2 separate regions of the Homo sapiens genome follow, and region 1 is linked to region 2. Evidence: chromatin contacts called from ENCODE Hi-C or POLR2A ChIA-PET data. All regions are on one chromosome and are shown on one strand. Each heading gives the region's core, a stretch centred on a gene start or an enhancer-like site at or near the end of the contact. The rest is flanking DNA. Distances are from core to core; before and after follow the strand shown. Region 1 holds the start of OR52E5 (olfactory receptor family 52 subfamily E member 5). Region 2 holds the start of TRIM5 (tripartite motif containing 5).

Region 1 (6,467 bases), core at 680-3,179, 210 kb before region 2:
GCAATCTTTTCATAATTAAACACAACAACTGAAAAAAATGTGTAGTGGTTCTCTTGTCAGTGAAGTAAAACATTTCTACACTCAAAGTCTAAAGCAATCTTTTCTTTACATTGAGTCCGCAATTAAAATAATTTTTGAAATCAGATTATCATAAGTATTTTCTGAGAACACAAACTATGGCCCATGGACCAAATCTGGCCCACCATTTGTTTTTGTAAATTAAATTTTATTGGGGCAAAATTATTCTCATTCATTTATGTATTGTCTGTGGCTGCTTTTAATCTACAATGGAAGATCTGAGGAGTTGTGACTGAGATCTCATGGCAGGAAAATATTAAAAATATTAACTCTCTCTCTCTTTATAGAAAAAGGGCACCGACCCCTGAGCCATAAGAATAAAATTTCAGTAGTGCTCCATATCCTTATGAAAAAAGTCTTTATTCCATAAAATGCAGTGAAGAATCTTAAACATTAATTTTAACCTATCTTTACAGTATTATCATCTCCACACTGCAGTCAAACTGCACTTCAAACTTTCTGCATGCTTTCTTCTCTATGTCTTTCTTCATATTTCCTCTTATGAGGAGACTTTCCTGTCTAGCTTTAGTCACCACTATAGTACATAGCCTAGATTTATTAACATACAATCTACATAGCCTGCCTCAATCTGCTTATTTCAAGATTATCCATTCTTTTTTTTCCTATTTTTCCAAAGGCCAATCTATCTTTCTGTTACGTGAGTTATCAGCGGTTTTCAAAATGAGTTCCCTGGACCAATAGCATCAGCATCACCTGGTAACTTGTTATAAATGACATTTCTTGGACACTAACTAAGACCACCTTAATCAGAAGCTCTTGAAGAGGGGTCCAGTAATCTGTTAAAAAGCCCTCCAGGTGATTCTGATGCTTATTCCAATTTGAGAACCACTGGCGAATATCTACCACTAGGTTATAATTTCTTTGAAGGCAAAACTAGTGTCATATTTATCTCCATGATAACATGATTTTTTTAATGCCAGGATCCACAAATGGCTATTGAAAGTTGAGTGCAAATAATAATCTTCCCTATTGTTATATATAGTATTTTAGATTGAATTCCTAAAAACATATCTGAGATAGAGAATGGCGGGCAGAAAGATTTTTGAGAAAGGCTCTGGGAAAATATGCTTATAAAGAAGCCAGGAAGGTAGGATTGGATCAGAAGACAAACTTCTTTATCATGTAGTTACATCTGAAGCCTCAAATGATACGATATGAAGCTCTGGAGATGGTTTGATCTCTCTAAGTTGTCCCACACACACAAAAAAAGTAAGCCTTTTTTATTTTTTTTGTATTTCTATATTATCTAGTTGTTGGCAATGGGCCACACTGTGTGATGCGACATGACCTCAGATGAGGCAGTTCCTTGGATCTGAGGGCAATTCCAGGGACGGGTGAAAATTTGAGGTTTCAGCATCTGAGATTCCTAACAACTAGTCATAGGTGCATAGGTCTTGAAAAGCAGACCACACAGCTATAACCAGGGAATGATCTGTTAACATCCTTCTCATCTTCATGAAATGCTCTTTTTTTTTTAATTTTAAAACACTTATCCTTCTCTTTTCCTTTAACTCTCAGAATGCTCTTTGAAGTTTGTTTACTGCTTTTCTTCCTTTATCATGTCCTTAAGTAATAGTCTGTTCTTGACTACAGCTATGAATTTGGGTTTTTCTTAACTACTATCTCTTTCTCTTGCTACTTCCTTAGAAGATGGCCCTATCTACAGAGACTCTGGCCGAGTCACTGGAGCTCCATCATCCCACAAATCACTTTAGTTACTGTCATTGAGGACCCTCTTTCAGCATAACCAGGAGCTGACTCACCTACCTCTGCCCCGCATCTGAGAAATTGTCTGTGAAGGACCGGATACCCCAGACTGCAACCTGTATGCGACATAGTTCTTACTATTCAGAGCCAAGGAGTTATATGAGAATTCTTGTCCCCTGGGAAGGGCTTCCCTAAAGTGTGGGCTGTGTCACTGGACCTGGAGAGAAAACAGAAAATTTCCCTACTCCTGAGGATAGGGCTCTAGGTTATCTTGTCAGAGATACCTTCTGCTTGCTGATGATCTGTGCATCCTCTAGTGGGTACATTCCCTGCACAGGTCCCAGGGGTCTATTCAGTTAGAGGCATAATGACCTCACACTTACACCTTAAATCTGACTGTGGTATCAGGTGATTAGTTACTCTTGACAGAGAGGCAAGAAAAGAGCCCTGTAAGAAGGAACCCAGCATCGCCTTAAAGTCATCTCTGAAATATATGTACATTAATAAATGGCAGAGATAGAATTCTAACTTCAGTTTCCAATTCATGAGATATATCTGTTACAAGAATTACATTCCATGATTTTTGTGAGTGTGTAATGCATCTAACACGATACATAATATTAATAGAAATATCAAAATGAATATATATATATACAGAAAGAAAAGCAGTTTAACCTACAGATTAAGAACATGATCTTTTGATTCTCTTATTCTGTGATCTTGTTCAATTACATTTGCCATTCTAAGTCTTGGTTTTCTCAAATGGAAAATGAGAAAAAATTATATCAATATTGTAACAGTATAATAAGGTAATGTCTGGAAGGTGCTCAACACTTACTTGTTAGAAATTAATTAATACATTAACACTGGCTATGCATTTTCACAAATCTTTTACAACATTATCTCTGAAGTTAACACTTTGGAGTTAGGCAACATAAATTTAAATATTTTTTTCTTAGATTCTGTAGCTGGGAAAACATTTCTTAACCTCTATCAGCTTCTTGTTCCTTCTTATAGATTCACAAGGCTGACGGAAATGACAAAACACATTTCACACTTTTTTTTTCAGAGTAAGTGAGATCATGCATTTGACTAGAACAGCAGAGTGTTTGACAATATATCTAAATATTATTAAATGGACATTATTTCTATTCCTTATTTGAAGTAGAATTTTTGGTGTTCAATAACATAAATAAATATTCAGTAGAAAAAGTTATTTACCTTTTTAGTTCATTAGATTGTTCATTTAAATGACTGTCATTTATTTGTTCAGGAAATGTATTTATTGGTACACATGGACATAAAGATGGGAACAGCAGACACTGGGGACTACTAAAGGTGGGAGAGAGGCCGAGGACAAGGGTTGAAAAACTACTTATAGGGTAATATGCTTACCACCTGCGTATATTAGTTCATTTTCACGTTGCTATAAGTAAATATCTGAGGCTGGGTCATTTATAAAGAAAAGAGATTTAATTGACTTACAGTTCCACATGGCTGGGAAGGCCTCAGTAAACTTAACAGTCATGGCGGAAGGGGAAGAGGCACATCTTACAGGGCAGCAGGTGAGAGAGAAAGAGAATGCCCGTGCAGGGGGAGCTGTCAAACACTTAAAAAAACATCAGATCTCATGATAACTCACTATCATGAGAACAGCATGGGGGAAACCAACCCTGCAATCCAATCACCTCCCAACAGGTCCCAACCCTAATGTGGGGATTATGCGGACAATTCAAGATGAGATTTGGGTGGGAACACAGAGCCTAACCATATCAGTGGGTGATGGGATCATTCATACCCCAAACTTCAGAATCACACAATCTACCCATGTCACAAACCCACACATGTAGCCCCTAAATCTAAGAGTTGAAATTACAAAATAAATAAATAAATTTTACAAAAAAGTATTTATTTTTACCACTAGATGTCAGTCATGCTCATCCTACAAGCCAATGTTCCTTGATTCAACCTTCTTTTATTGAGCTCCTGATATGAATTAGACAACATAATAATTAGATGCTCATTAAATACAGGCTAAATCAGCAAGTGCCATTTGAGCATTATGTATACGTGAAAGTCAAATCAGCTACATTTCTTGAACATGAGCTATTGTGCTAACTAAGTTTTCAAGATATTTTTGTTATATCTCTATTTGTATACCTCTGAGTTCAAAATCATTTCTTCAGGGAGCTTTGATTTCTTTTACAATAAAAGAATGTAAAGGATGAAAAGTTAGTGACTTTTCTTGATTATTTCTAATGTTTCCTATAAAATTGGATATATCTTACTATGCATTATCATATTGATCTTTTTGAATTACAATATTAATTAAAGCTTTGGAAAGCCCAAAGTTTTCCTTAATACCCATGAATCTTATAAACCACATAGAAGAATACCCCTAGCATATAAAATGTTCTTTCATTTTACTTTTGGCCTTACAGAGAGAATACTCTAAAATTATGAGAAAACTAAGAATATGCCTGGTGATTATTCCATTACTTTTTTATTCTCATTTCAATTCTCAGTGCAAACATACTAGATTATATTTCACAGTATATTAGTCCAAATGATTTTTTATCAGCATTATAATTCTTGGGCTGTCTAAAAGAATACAAAAAAATTCAAAATGATTCTAAGAGGATTCTGAGAACAAAAAGGAGAGTATCTAATGCTACAAATAAATAAATACTGAAATAAATAGCACACAATAGTAATTGAAAGGAGAATATATAAAAATATTGGCCGCCTCATGTTTGTTCAGAATTTTCCTCCAGCCCTTTGTTTATGTGGGCCAATGTGCTGGAGATCTCCTTTCGGCCTCTCTAGGTCCATTCTATACTCTGTGTCCTAAGAGATTCATGACTATGTACTGTATCAATAGCCTCTTTTGTCCCATAGAATCTGCTTGGGTTCAGAAAATAGGAAGCACCAGCAGGTGAGGGGGAAGTGAGTGAGGTCGAGATATTTATTCTGGTTCCCACCTGCTCCTTCATTGCAGGTGACCTGCAGGTCACCACGGGCTCTGTGAGTACCTCCAAATAAATTGCAACTTCTATCTGCAATGCTCTCTGGGCCTCCAGATGCCAGGAACTCCTTCTCCTCTTTGGACCCCAGAGTAAACATTCCCACACTTACTATCCTTATAGTCTCTTGTGGAATTTCTAAACTGTGCCTATATATTTGTCTTAGTTTAAGGGGTCAGCTTGAGTTTGCTAACTATGCTTTCTAGAACCTTCACTAATATTGCCAATAAGCAGCCTTAGATTTTCCTGTAGATTCTTCTATTTAAACTTACTTTTATCACATGTAATAATATACAATACATAATATATGATATTATATATAGATGCTCCTTAACTTACAATGGGGTTATGCTGCAATAAACCCATGATAATTTGAAAATATTTTATGGCTGAATAGTACTCCGTTGTATATATGTACCACATTTTCTTTATCCATTCATCTGTTGATGGACATTTAGGTTGCTTCCAAATCTTAGCTATTGTAAACAGTGCTGCAACAAACACTGGAGTGCTGATATCTCTTCTATATATTGATTTTCTTCCTTTTGTTTGTATACCCAGCAGTGGGATTGCTGGATTATGATGTGGTTATTACACATTTCATGCTTGTATCAAAACATCTCATGTACTCCATAAATATATGCACTTACTGTGTATCCATAAAAATTAAAAAAGAAACAAATCCATTGAAAATATTGTTCAATATTTTGAAGGCATTATTCTTGAGCAGGACAATGGATAATGCAGCATCCAAAGTAATGATGCAATTAGCATGAAATAAATGGAATTTGGAAATGCAAGAGGTAAGAAGATCTAGATTGTCTTCAAGAGACATGACATTGTTAGTAATAACAATGGTATTACAGACACCTTACCAGGGGTTGATCTTGGCTTTATTCCATTGTAAGTCAAGGAAAGTACTGAATGCATATACTCAAACTATTCTAAAGTCAAAAAATTGTCCAATTAAAACATTGTAAATCAAGGATCATCTGTATATTTATAAATATCCATGTGTATATAGAAACATGTATAAGTATAGGTAAAATTTACTGCTCTTATTGTTTATTTTGAAATAGGTAGTTTTATCTTTGGATTCTAATTTCTTAAGACTTTTGAACTACATTCAAATATATCTCAAAGTAGCTAATTTTGTAGTTGTTGGAAAAGAATAATAGATACTTCACAAGCGAATATTTTAAAATGGCCCATAAGAGCTAAAAATATACTTGACATCATTATTAGTTATTAGAGAAATAAAAATTAAAACTGCAATGGGATAATGCTTTTTACTCACTAGAGTAGCTAAATTCAAATGACTGACAACACCAAATGTTGGTGGGAATGTCGAGCAATTGGGATTTTCATATTTTGTTGGTAGAAGTGTAAAATGGTGAAATCACTTTGGAAAACTGTTGAGAATTTTCTTCAAATTTGGCACCAGAAAAATGGAAAAGTCTGCAGGCATCTGGAATTTTAAAAAGGTTTTTTTGGGAAACCAGGATAATATAGCAAGGCTCTGACTGATATAGGAGTTATGGATCAATAAACCAATTGAATGGAGCAATGTTGGAACATATTCAAGAAGATACTGTATCTGAATTGAACTTCATGGAAGTTTATTTTCAGTTACACTGA
Region 2 (5,665 bases), core at 300-2,799:
CTATTAATAATTGTAATTATTAATAATACTAATTATTATAATTATTACTATAATTATTACTGCCACATAATTATTACTAATGCCAGAAGAATATTTGAATTAAACTAGGTGACACAGCAGTTATCTTTACAGCAAGAATAGAACAGAAATGTGACATCAAGATATTCAATTAAAATTAGATTAATAGCTATATATCTTCATATCTATTTAAATATTACTCCTTATATACACCATATTCTAGTAAATCTGAGACAATAAAGAACAAAATGCAAAAGCCCCCTACCTGATTTCATGAAACAGAAAGCTGCGGGGGTACAGTGTGGAGGGGGTATGAGGTTACTGATGATGGAATTAAGTGATAACAGGCTGCCCACTGCAGTGCTCCCCATTGCCTTCTCCTGAGGCATTTTCATTTTCAAACTAAATACTCCTCTCTACCAATGATCCTAGTTCCAGTGTGGACTTCCTGAGATGTTCCAGTAAGGGAAAGCTTAGAAGGGAGGCTATGGTACATGGACCACAGTTCAGCCTTTTGGACCAGTTTTGCATAGTAACCAGAAGAGAAGAGAGAGGAAGGCCTGGCCCTGCTCAGGGATGCAATAGATACTTTGGAAAAGACAACAGCGGGAAGTTGGAGAGTTCTTTGAAAGTGAATAGTTGAAAGAAATAATGTGGTATTTCTTTATCGCTCTCCAGATAAACTTCTTTTTTTTTTTTTTTTTTTTTTTTTTTTTGAGACGGAGTCTCACTCTGTCGCCCAGGCTGGAGTGCAGTGGCGCGATCTCTGCTCACTGCAAGCTCCGCCTCCCGGGTTCACGCCATTTTGCTGCCTCAGCCTCCGGAATAGCTGGGACCACAGGCACCCGCCACCATGCCCGGCTAATTTTTTATTTTATTTTATTTTATTTTATTTTATTAGAGATGGGTTTTCACCGTGTTAGCCAGGATGGTCTCGATCTCCTGACGTTGTGATCCGCCCGCCTCAGCCTCCCAAAGTGCTGGCATTACAGGCGTGAGCCACCGCGCCCGGCCCTCTCCAGATAAATTTCTAGCATCCTGTCCTCTCTGGGTTTCGGAGTCTTAATAATATGACATCTCTCCTACCTGCAGCTCCTTTTCTGTTCATAGGTCCTATAAGATTTTTAAGTCCAGACCAGAAATCTACTGCAATTCTCTAAAAATCATTAACTTTGTTCTTCCTTCTCTTTGGGCCATATCTGTCACCCAGAAGCAGAACTCAGCTGTGAGATCAGGAGCAAGAGGAGCACATTGGAAGAATTTCGAAAAAGGGCACCTTTTCTAATTTTTAATACTTGGCTGGGTTAATCTGAAACTATGTCAGAAGAAGTGGCATGATAACAAGATCCTGAGACTCAAGAGAAAAGGGAGATTGAGTGGGAATGCCTCTAGTTCCCACGGCTCCTCCTGTGAACAGCACAGCTACACGGCCCGGCTGATTCATTCAGAGGGCGGGACTCACCAGGCCCTACGTGGAGAAATGCCATTGGCCCATAGTTTATCTTTCACTTTCCTGCCCTGAGTGTGAGCAAGAATTTCCTGCGGTTCCTCTAGGAAAATTCCTTTGTGCAGATCAGGCCCGTGGATTGGTGAGTGAATCCTAACCACGTCTTCCCTGGCCTGTCTTCACTCTTCTCCCCAGAATCACCACTTCTGCACTGGTGTCTGAAGGTGTATTGAGTGATTTTGTGGAGGGCAGAAGTAGGAAGTCTTTGGGACAAAACTGTATTTACCTTGGTGAGTTTAACTTATCTGAAAAGCTGTGCGGGGGTGGGGAAAAGACACAGTTCACAGACTTCTTGCTGCCAGAGCTGACTGAGGGGAACAGAGCCGCCTGGCGGGCAGGCAGATTTGAAAGAAGGGAGAGCTTTAAAGTGAAGGGCTTTGTTTCCCGAAGGCTGGTTATTTTTCCATGCTGACTCTCTCCCCATCCCCTCCCTACTCTATACTTTTTAATTGAACTTTGCTGTAGAGAGCCAGAATTCTCTCTTTCAGTGTCTTCTCCCAACAACAAGGGCAAAGACAGGGGCCTTGGAATCCTAATGATTTAATGCCTATTAGTTTACTAATGTAGTGTTTCTGCATAACTCTACAGGTCAGTTCTCATCACCTTGGCCTGGCTCTGTGACATCAGCCTTCATGGTGTGACAGCTGTCCAGTTCTGTAGTCCTGTCATTGTCACTGTAAATGGAGTTCTTTCCCTAGTTCATATTGGTTACAAAGATAATGGGAAAAAAGGCAAGCAGGTTTTATTTCTTGCTAGGAGTGGAGAGTAAGAGAGCTCCTTCTCTAAAGCCCCCTCCCCCAAAACAGTGGAAAGCATTGGCTTTAAAAGAACTGAGTACGGGGAGAGAAAGGAGTGTTAGCCTATAGGGTGGAACTCCAGTTGTGCCACCTCTGTTTATAAACACATGTCTTCATACTGTGTCCGGAATTGGTGGGTTCTTGGTCTCACTGACTTCAAGAATGAAGCCGCGGACGCTTGCAGTGAGTGTTACAGTTCTTAAAGGCGGCATGTCCGGAGTTTCTTCCTTCTGATGTTCGGATGTGTTCAGAGTTTCTTCTTTCTGGTGGGTTCGTGGTCTCGCTGGCTCAGGAGGGAAGCTGCAGACCTTCGCGGTGAGTGTTACAGCTCATAAAGGCAGTGTGGACCCAAAGAGTGAGCAGTATTAAGATTTATTGCAAAGAGGAAAATAACAAAGCGTCCATAGTGTGGAAGGGGACCAGCGCAGGTTGCCACTGCTGGCTCAGGCAGCCTGCTTTTATTCTCTTATCTGGCCCCACCCACATCCTCCTGATTGGTCCATTTTACAGAGAGCCGAGTGGTCTGTTTTGACAGGGCACTGATTGGTGCATTTACAATCCCTGAGCTAGACACAAAAGTTCTCCAGTCCCCACTAGATTAGCTAGATACAGAGTGTAGACACAAAGATTCTCCACATCCCCACCAGAGTAGCTAGATACAGAGTGTCGATTGGTGCATTCACAAACCCCGAGCTAGACACAGGGTGCTGATTGGTGTGTTTACAAACCTTGAGCTAGATACAGAGTGCCGATTGGTGTATTTACAATCCCTTCGCTAGACATAAAGTTTCTCCAAGTCCCCACCAGAGTAGCTAGATATAGAGTGTCGATTGGTGCATTCACAAACCCTGAGCTAGACACAGGGTGCTGATTGGTGCATTTACAATCCCTTAGCTAAACATAAAGGTTCTGCAAGTCCCCACCAGACTCAGGAACCCCACTGGCTTCACGCAGTGGATCCTGCACCGGGCCGCAGGTGGAGCTGCCTGCCAGTCCTGTGCCATGCCACGCACCTGCACTCCTCAGCCCTTGGGTGGTGATGGGACTGGGCGCCGTGGAGCAGGGGGCGGTGCTCGTCAGGGACGCTCGCGCAGCACAGGAGCCCAAGGGGTCGTGGGGAGGCTCAGGCATGGTGGGCTGCAGGTCCTGAGCTCTGCCCCGCGGGGAGGCAGCTAAGGCCCGGCGAGAAATTGAGCACAGCAGCTGCTGGCCCAGGTGCTAAGCCGCTCACTGCCCGGGGCAGCGGGGCCGGCCGGCCACTCCGAGTGCGGGGCCCACCAAGCCCACGCCCACCCGGAACTCCAGCTGGCCCACAAGCGCGGCGCGCAGCCCCGGTTCCCGCTCGCCCCTCTCCCTCCACACCTCCCTGCAAGCTGAGGGAGCCAGCTCCGGCCTTGGCCAGCCCAGAAAGGGGCTCCCACAGTGCAGCGGTGGGCTGAAGAGCTCCTCAAGTGCCGCCAAAGTGGGAGCCCAGGCAGAGGAGGCGCCAAGAGCGAGTGAGGGCTGCAAGGACTGCCAGCATGCTGTCACCTCTCAATACAACCCAGGCACACAAAATGGTGGAGATTTTCTTGTTTGGTGTCGTGTGGGGGAGGGGGTAACTTAACACTCTAGTGATATGTTAATGATCTAAAGGCAATTAGGGATTGTCAGTTCCAGTATATACGCTGGTTCGGGGGTCTAATTTCCCCCTTGGATCTGGTCAGGGGTCAAGATCTGGACCATGCTGGGCAGTCTGGCTTCTTCTTAAGCAACTTTGTCTATACATAAAGGGAATAAAGAAAAACGTTAAGAAAAATAACTTTCCCAGTCATTTCATCAGGGCTTCCCTGGTGACAGCATCTGTTTGCCTCTACTAGGGCACCAAGTCCAGACTCAGGGAACTACTGGATTTTCTTAAAAATCATTAACCTTGCTCCTCCCTCTCCGTGGGCCGTATCTGCCCCCCAAAAGCAGAGCTTAGGTGAGATACGAAGAGCAGGAGAAGCATGTGGAAAGAATACCCAAGTAGCTGGGATTACAGGCACCTGTCACCAAGCTCAGCTCATTTTGTATTTTTAGTAGAGACAGAATTTCACCATGTTGGCCAGGCTGGTCTTGAACTCCCAGCCTCAGGTGATCCGCCTGCCTTGGCCTCCCAAAGTACTAGGATTACAAGCGTGAGCCACCACACCCGTCTGGTTAAGTTAAATATTAAAAGCTGAAGCCGGGCACGGTGGCTCACGCCTGTAATCCCAGCACTTTAGGAGGCCGAGGCAGGTGGATCACAAGGTCAGGAGTTGGAGACCAGACTGGCCAATATGGTGAAACCCCATCTGTACCAAAAATACAAAAATTAGCCGGGTGTGGTGGTGCGTGCCTGTGGTCCCAGCTGCTCGGGAGGCTGGGGCAGAGGAGTCACTGGAACCTGGGAGGCAGAGGTTGTGGTGAGCCGAGATTGTGCCATTGCACTCCAGCCTGGGCGACAGAGCAAGACTCCGTCTCAAAAAAGAAAAAAAAATATTAAAAGCTGATAGAGCCAGTGCCCTTATACAAAGGCTGGAATGTAACAGAAGCCCACTGAGAGTTTTGCCCAGGCCTTTCCTGGGCCTTGAAGCATGACAAGATAACGAAGGAATCGATTAGGACCTGTTTAGGATTAAACAAGTTTTATGGGGGTCTGAAGGAACTCCCAGGCCTCCACAAACAAGTTTATTGAGGGTCTGAAGGAACTCCGCAAACCTTAATGATTTAGCAGGAGAGACAAGATAAGGGTAATCACCCCAGCACCCGGACCCATCTAGATTAGGTAAATTTACTGAGGCACCAGAGGAAGGTCTTAAAACTCAGACCTTAGTTATAGATTTGAAGAAGTTAATCACTTATGTTTTTAGATGAATAATGCACACCTATACGTAGACGTATAGCTTAGAAGGTATATAAGCTCTGGAAAACTTTGTAATTTTGAGTTGGTCTGGAGATATTTTCTAGGCCTTCTCCCTGTACGCAGAAATAAAAATTCGCTTCTTTCCCAGTAAATCTGCATCTCGTTATTGGGCCGCAAGAAGCAGCAGCCGACCCTCCGTTTGTTCCGGGAACAGAATCATCTCATCTAATATTTTGAGACTTCTCTCTCAAGACTGATATCCACTGCCTCTGTGCTTCTAGTTTTCAAGTATCCAACATGTGTGGTCCACTGAGTATTTCTCTATCATCACCCTCTACACCATGTCTACACCTTTAGGCTCCAATAAATGTCCTTGGCAAACTTTCAGGATGAGACTCCTCAGAACCTCCCAGCTGTTGTGGATTCCTCTACTTCCACACCCCAATTGCTCTGGGTATTAATTGGATATATGCTGTT

What was found. Hi-C counts contacts between places; a loop is a spot of excess contacts on that map. ChIA-PET counts read pairs that join two places held with the same protein, here RNA polymerase II (POLR2A). Pooled maps may share reads with other maps.
Region 1: a map of B cell shows a loop between it and region 2 (30-fold over the local background). The contact joins the promoter of OR52E5 here to the promoter of TRIM5 in region 2. A Hi-C loop is called at or near these places in 3 of 168 maps with a recorded cell type or tissue (B cell, K562 and naive thymus-derived CD4-positive, alpha-beta T cell), 7 of 37 single-sample maps with no recorded cell type and 12 of 50 pooled maps. POLR2A ChIA-PET finds 5 or more read pairs at or near these places in 2 of 52 experiments (WTC11 and activated naive CD4-positive, alpha-beta T cell).

Annotation. Positions count from the first base shown.
Region 1 is chr11:5,888,670-5,895,136 of GRCh38, reverse strand. OR52E5 (olfactory receptor family 52 subfamily E member 5) reads right to left here and starts at 1,929. Exons shown (of 3, transcript NM_001005166.5): 1 at 1,867-1,929. All of the region lies in intron 2 of LOC112268071 (a long non-coding RNA gene), which reads left to right.
Region 2 is chr11:5,680,958-5,686,622 of GRCh38, reverse strand. It overlaps TRIM5 (tripartite motif containing 5), which reads left to right and starts at 1,549. Exons shown (of 8, transcript NM_033034.3): 1 at 1,549-1,755. RefSeq lists an enhancer at 1,542-1,791.